Linked DNA regions of Homo sapiens: region 2 is linked to region 1. A link is a contact called in ENCODE Hi-C or POLR2A ChIA-PET data. All regions are on one chromosome and are shown on one strand. The core of a region is the stretch at or near the end of the contact, and the rest is flanking DNA. Distances in the headings are between cores, read along the strand shown. Region 1 holds the start of ERCC6 (ERCC excision repair 6, chromatin remodeling factor). Region 2 overlaps MAPK8 (mitogen-activated protein kinase 8).

What was found. Hi-C counts contacts between places; a loop is a spot of excess contacts on that map. ChIA-PET counts read pairs that join two places held with the same protein, here RNA polymerase II (POLR2A). Pooled maps may share reads with other maps.
Region 2: a loop to region 1 is called in a map of endothelial cell of umbilical vein, with 2.9 times the contacts of the local background. The contact joins the enhancer-like site here to the promoter of ERCC6 in region 1. A Hi-C loop is called at or near these places in 2 of 168 maps with a recorded cell type or tissue (A673 and endothelial cell of umbilical vein) and 2 of 50 pooled maps. POLR2A ChIA-PET finds 5 or more read pairs at or near these places in 1 of 52 experiments (Panc1).

Annotation. Positions count from the first base shown.
Region 1 is chr10:49,536,818-49,540,569 of GRCh38, forward strand. ERCC6 (ERCC excision repair 6, chromatin remodeling factor) reads right to left here and starts at 2,304. Exons shown (of 21, transcript NM_000124.4): 1 at 2,145-2,304. RefSeq lists silencers at 813-1,001, 1,947-2,236 and enhancers at 2,657-2,716, 2,747-2,986.
Region 2 is chr10:48,363,331-48,366,731 of GRCh38, forward strand. All of the region lies in intron 1 of MAPK8 (mitogen-activated protein kinase 8), which reads left to right. Among named protein-coding and RNA genes, the nearest start is that of MAPK8, 58 kb to the left of the region's middle. Within about 2 kb of position 1,886, at least 4 of the 41 ENCODE cell types and tissues checked have a DNase peak (open chromatin) inside an H3K27ac peak, as active enhancers do; they include A673 and endothelial cell of umbilical vein, where a contact is called at or near this core.

The DNA of each region.
Region 1 (3,752 bases), core at 1,054-3,553:
ACGGGGTTGAAGATGCTGAGAAGAGTAGCTGAAGCAACTGACTTCAGGGTCCAAGCTGGGTAGGTTTAAAAAAACAAAAACAAACAAACAAAAAAACAGAAGGGGCCTGGAAATGGGAGAAAGGGTTCAAGAAGTCACTTAGTATCTGGCAATGGCCAGAAAACCAAGTCTTCTGGAAGTGAGAGTTGGAAACCAGAAGGCTCTTATCAGGTTAAAGAATTTCAGAAGTGAAATAAATCATACATTTGCCGGGAGCGGTGGCTCATGCCTGTAATCCCAGCACTTTGGGAGGCCGAGGCGGGAGGATCACGAGGTCAGAAGTTCGAGACCAGCCTGACCAACATAGTGAAACCCCGTCTCTACTAAAAATGCAAAAATTAGCTGGGCATGGAGGCGCGCGCCTGTAATCCCAGCTACTCGAGAGGCTGGGGCAGGAGAATCGCTTGAACCCAGGAGGCGGAGGCCGCAGTGAGCGAGATCGCACCACTGCACTCCAGCCTGGGCGACAGGGCAAGACTCCGTCTCAAAAAAAAAAAAAAAAAGAAAGAAAGAAATCATACATTTAACAAATAGTTACTGAGAGTTAATTACACCAGGCAATGTACTAGGTTAACTAATTCCTGTCCCCAAAGAGCTTAGAGTCTCATGGGAAAAACAGACATTTAAAAACTATATATATATATATACACATACACACACACACACACACACACACACAAATATAATTGTGGTGACTGCTGTTAAGAGGAAAGTACAAGGCTTTCTGACAAAATGAGAGAAACCAAATTGAAATTGTGGAGGTAGATGTGGGGTCAAGGAGGCCTCTCTGATAAAGTGACATCTGATAAGTCAGTCAGGTCGAAAGTAAAGTGAACGTCTTGCAAGGAAACAACGTGTGAAATTTTTTTTTTTTTTGAGACGGAATTTCGCTCCGGTTGCCCAGGCTGGAGTGCAACCTCCGCCAGGCTCCGCCAGGCTCACTGCAACCTCCGCCTTCCGGGTTCAAGCGATTCTCCTGCCTTGGCCTCCCGATTAGCTGGGATTACAGGCATATGCCATCATGCCCGGCTAATTTTTCGTATTTAGTAAAGACAGGGTTTCACCACGTTGGTAAGGCTGGTCTCGAACTCCTGACCTCGGGTGATCCACCCACCTCGGCCTCCCAACAACGTGCGTAACTTTTAAGACTAGAAAGAGCTGATGCACTTGTGAAAATGCAAGAAGGCTGGAACACCGAATTTTTGACTTTATTTTTAACTTTGAGTTAAGAAGAGCAGAGAAGGGCTCCGTTCATGGCCTAAGTCTTGCAGAGTATCTTCTAAGGCTTAATCATCTGGGACACTAGTATCTTCACCGTCCTCCCCCATCACTGGGGCTCCCGCAGCCAGGGGCAAGCTGGGTCTCATTTGGAGGGTTGGTCGGACACAGGCACAGTTCTGAGAGGGGACAGGCAAGGGCCAAATCACACAAGGCCTGGGAAAACACGAGCATGGATTCCACTCCCAGTGCAATGGAATGACTCTGAAAACTGTTAAGTAGGCTGATGATGGCATGACCTACTTTATGCCAGAGACCACCTGGACAACTGTGCGGATAATGGATTGGAGGAGACAAAGCAACAAGAAGATGATGGGAAAAGTTGAGGAGAAAAGCGAGGGCTGCCTGTCACAGGATGACAGCAGTTAAGACGCTGCGTGGAAGTCACGTAACAGCAGCATTTACAGGCGGCCTGCCTCATCCGCCCACACTCTTATCAATTTGACTCTATCAACGCCCAAAACGTCGGACGTACATCTAGCCCGACTCTCTTTAAAATAACAGCTCCAGCATTTTAATCGAGATCAAAAAGGACCCAGCTGACCCTGCGCGCAGGGGGCCTTATACAAAGTCGGAGAAGTAGCTGGGTCGCTGGCCGGCCAGGGACTCAAGCCGCCTCAGGTGAGCGCTCCTTGGCGCTACTTCCGGTCTCAGGTGAGGCCGCCGGAAGCGGGCACTTGGCCCTAAGACCCGCTACAGTGCGTCCTCGCTGACAGGCTCAATCACCACGGCGAGGCCAAGGCGCGGGGCCGCGGCCCGCCCGAGAAGCCTGAGCTGGGCCCCGACACCCCCTGCCCGACATTCGGCCGGGACCCCCGAACACTCACCCAGGGCCGCGCGAGCGCCCACAAGGAAACAGAGACGCTACCGCCGCCAGCCGCCTTGGAACCCAGCTCGACGGGCCGTGGCGCCTGCGCCCTCAGCTCAACCATAGACACCGCCCCCAACAGCGACTCCGACTTCTGCTGGTGCGGGGAGGCCCGTGGCGCATGCGCCTGGCTCAGCGTTTGTTTTTAAGCACGGGCAAGACCACGTGGTTTGGAGGGACGGGCTCAGCAGCGCCTTTCTACTTGCGTGCGAGCAGGGCGAGAAAGCTGTCTCCGCTGCCGGTCAGCTGGGTGGCTTGCGAAGGACGCTTCGCCCCTAGCGAAAAATACCCTGCTGGCAAGGCAGTTATGAAAGTTAAGACATATTTCCACGTAGAGGGGGATGCGGGTGTGCCATGCGAATGTAAATCCTCACAATTAACCTTGAACCCTGCAGAGAAAGTCAGCTTGGGCAGGGAAGTTAGCCGCACTTTTTGGTCGCCAGGCTGTGACCTCTCTTGTTGTCTCCCACGACTGAACACGGGAAGGATGGAGAGCTGTCCTGCTTCTCTGTTCCCCCTCCGCCACGCGCGCACCTGGGCGGAGTGAGTGCCTACAGAGCCTGCTTACATGTGTACATTGCCTTAAGTCCAGCGTTTAGTATCCGTCCTCAGATCTCAGAGGTAGGCGGGGTTTCGAGGCAGGCGAGAATTTTACCGTGGTGCGTTTGAAGAAAGAAGATGTCCACACAGAGGTTCAGAACAATGGGAGGAAGTTGAGCTTCGCCTGGGGAAAGAAGCAGCCCACGATGCAGGATGGCTGTACCAGACAGAGCTTCTCAGCTCAGGATCGGTGCTAGGAGAAGGTGGACTTTCCAGGGCCGCGAGGCAGGACGTCCTCTGGGAGGGCAGTGACTGCGGGTCACTGCCTGGGAAGTGCTGTCCTCACTTGGAAGCCTGAAGTCGGACAATAGGGAAATGGGGTCGGAAAGGGGACTAGGAAATGCTCCATAACATCATCTTATTCCTCCTGTCAGCGGCCCCAACCCACAATGTAACTTGTTTTTGTTGGTGGTAGTGGGTTTTTTTGTTTGTTTTGTTTTTGTTTTTGTTTTTGAGACGGAGTTTTGCTCTTGTCGCCCAGGATGGAGTACAATGGCACGATGTGGGCTCACTGCAACCTCCTCCTCCCAGGTTCAAGCGATTCTCCTGCCTCAGCCTGCCGGGTAGCTGGGATTACAGGCGCCTGCCACCATGCCCAGCTAATTTTTGTGTTTTTAGTAGAGACGGGGTTTCGTCATGTTAGCCAAGCTGTCCGCGAACTCCTGACCTCAGGTGATCCACCCGCCTCGGCCTCCTAGAGTTCTGGGATTACAGGTGTGAGCCACCACGCCCGGCTTGTAACTTGCTTTTTTTTTTTTTTAAAGGAGAAAGAATTCTAGCGATTTCTTGGATAAAATATTAAGAATAGAAAGGCAGTTGATTGACATTAGTTTCAATGCTTGAAAGTAAAAGCAGATATATAGTGGATCCCAACTTTTGAGACTGAGGTTCCCTTTGCAGCTATTTTGGAGACCCTTCCTATATCAGAATTTGGACAGGAAAAAATGGTCCACTCAAAAGGGGAAGT
Region 2 (3,401 bases), core at 636-3,135, 1.2 Mb before region 1:
TTCCTATTTCTCTTTTCTCCCCACCTTTGGCTTTGGTAGCTGGAGCTGGCAAGAAATCTTTCTTATTTTCTGTAATGTGTTTTATAAATTATGTGTGGTCTAATGATTATATGGTTGTAAGAAAAATACCATAAAGGAAGAGTGTTTGTCCTTAGTTTTCATCTTTAGTTATCCATAAAATCTGAACTCTACCCTGAAAAATTTGTCGTCATTGTATTTTTCATCTTTCCTCGATATCTACTTGTTAGTTCAATACTATCTTTTATCAATTTTAATGTACTGTTCCAAAGAACATATTTGTTACTGTTTTCATAGGGAATTGAGCAGTAGGACGTTTTTCTTACAGAATTAAACTTACATTTTTCTCCATCCACTAGATGGCTCAAGTGCACCACTTTGGCAGCTCAGATTGATCCTTGCTTGCTTTGCTTGTAGTTTCTACTTTGAGTACTGTTTGCTTTTTAAAAACTGGATGAGCCCTTACCTGAACCTAGCTTTACATATATGTGATGGCAGATTTCCTCGCATTTTCTGATTATTTACAGACTTCTGAAAAGCTGGTGAAGTGTTCTTCATATCAGTAGTAAAAAGTGCATTACAGTGCTTAGAAGATTTTGTTTTTTGCTTTTAAGTTATTTTAGACTTTAATTCAATTGCCAATAATCTATTTAGATTTCTTCAAACTAGGCATGCAGTTAATAATTCATCCATTTCTTCCTGATTCATAGTCATTTGGAGTCATTTTCCAGCACATGGTGGTACCTCAGGAGTTTTTGAGGCACACGGGGCTATTTGCTTCAGTTCTGTAGTAATATTTATTTAGTGTTTTTGTGCTTGGAATTGTATGGGGCAGTGGAGGGAAATACCAGGATGACTAAAGAGGATATTTTCATCAGCAGGGAGCTCACTGCGTTAATTCGTTTCCTTAAGTTTCCTTTTTTATTATTTTTTATTTTTATTTTCCCTGAAAGCACACATTGGTATCTTGAGTTTTTGAAGCCAAATAATGAGTATAATGAAATGGCTCATTAGAGCTTATGTTTGTAACCAACCCTGAGGAGAATTTTGTTTTTGACATTGACCCTGTTGATATTGCCTGAAAAAATTTAAAAAAAAAAACTGAATTCTTTAGAAATATTTTATGCTTATGGCTTTCTGTTTTGAGTTAAGTAAAAAGGAAAAGGAATTAAGATTTGTTGAATGCTTATCATGTGCCAGTTTCTTACTTAATTTGATGCTCTCAATAATTTGGAAGACAAGTACAAATATCTCTATTTACAGATGAAGAAACTAAGGAATCAGAAGTTGCCTAGGATCAAAGAAACAGTAAGTTAGAGAGGCAAACTCTTTGTGATATCAAGGGTTGTTTTTTATTTTTTTGCCCAAGAGAAAATAATTATTTTCTGAAATGGCAGAAACATTTGTAATATCAACTAGTTGGATACTTTCATATCCTAAAGACAGAAAACTCCAAACAAAGGATTGATTGCCTCTCACAGTTGATCTTTGAGATTATAAACAAATATTCTTGCCAAGCTAGAGCAATCAGTCATACTGGTATCTCTTTTACAGATACCTTTAGAATGACAGCAAACACTATAAAATTGATTTTTCCAGAGAAAGTGTTTGCACCTAATAATCTTATTTTTCAGGAATAATAACTGAATTATTTCATCAGTTTGAAAATATAGTGTACGATTTAAAGGAGAATGGCAAGTTATTGATGTAAATACACATTATTTACAATATTATAACTAGATTACATTACAAATATTGTAACAACAATTTGTCTTTATAAAATCCCCTTGATTTCTCTTTATTGTTTAAGAGTCCTTGCAGCTAAGCCGTGTAAAACAGGAAATATGGCTGTTTGCCAGTGTTCTTAAGGAAGCAGGAGTGAAGTAAAGCAAACAATACAAAAGGGGTTTGTTTAAAGGATGTACTTAATTTCTGTGTGGCTGTGGTATCATTTTTCTGGCTCTGTTGTCTTTGTCCTTTTTCACTGCAAAGTTGAAATTGTACTTTCACAACTATTAAAACAAAAATAACCAGTAATGCGAACTGAACCCAAAGATATCTAAGATAAATATCCTCCCATGACTGTAAATTTGTATCCTCCATATCACCTTAGAAATTTTCGTATGCATTGACTAGATTTATTGCTATTTTTGTTCTTTTTTTATGTATTATCAGATATTGCCGTCAGTACTATTACCGCATTTACACAATGTTGCCTTGTGTGGAAATTCTAAACCTTTGCTAACTCTTGGTAACCAAAATAACGATAAACTAAAGAGATTATTATCCCATCTTTTGAGAGAAATGTAAAATTATTCATTTGTCTATAAAGAATCTTTGACAAAAGTATTTTTTAAAGCATATTGAATCCTAGCCATTTTATTATTATTAGCTGTGTACCTAAATGATATTTTAGATATGAGTATAAGGAAGACAAACTTTAGGTTGTCAAAGAATGAGCATGTCTCATGTGTTACAGTCATGGCATGACAGTTGGATTACAATTATCTCTTGATGAATCAACTTCATCTAAACCTTAATTGCATATTAAATTATTTAGTCATTTCCTGATTCAGTAATGAGAAGTCAGAATATATAGTAATTTACTGGGTAGCATGTTACATGCCATAGTTTGCGGAATGTACTTGATCAGTAAAGTCCACAGTAAATCAAAGACAAATGAGAAAATTCTTTTAGAATTCAGTTTTTTTTTTCTTAATTTGAAGTCACTTTAAATGCTCTTATGTAATAAGAAAAGAACCCTAGGTATATTTAAATACTTAACCTGCTATAACTTTTTGTTGGAAAGGAGGTAGATTTTTTTTATGAGTATTTTTTTCCTATGGGAAAAAAAATAACTTTGGTGATGCAGTATGCCTTTATCTGTGTATTGTTAAAAACTAAACTAAACAAAAAAAACCCCTAAGAACCTTTAAACTTAACAAAGTTTATTTGAGCAGGAAAAAGGTTCTAGAAGCAGACAGCACTCTAAGATGGTTCAGAATACTACCACTTACAACTGGTGAGCTGTTCTAATAACAGGGAAAAATAGGAAATGTCATACAGAAATTACCTGATTGGTGCAGGTTGGTGTTTGCCTTATTTGGGCATAATCTAGCAGCTTTTAACCTGGGATTGGCTGAGACTCAGATGTGTGGTTATAAGGGTATACTCCTAAGTTAGGTTATAACTTGTTTACACATCAAGCTAGAGTACAGTTAATAGTGTATGGAGGCAGCTTTGGGCCAAATCTGATTGAACAGTATAAAAATAAGTTTTGCAAATATTTATCCTTACCACATGAGTTACATCCTAATATTCTTTATTCTCTTCTATTTCACTAAAAAAAATTCAAATCCACCAAATTCATTTCATGGCCCATC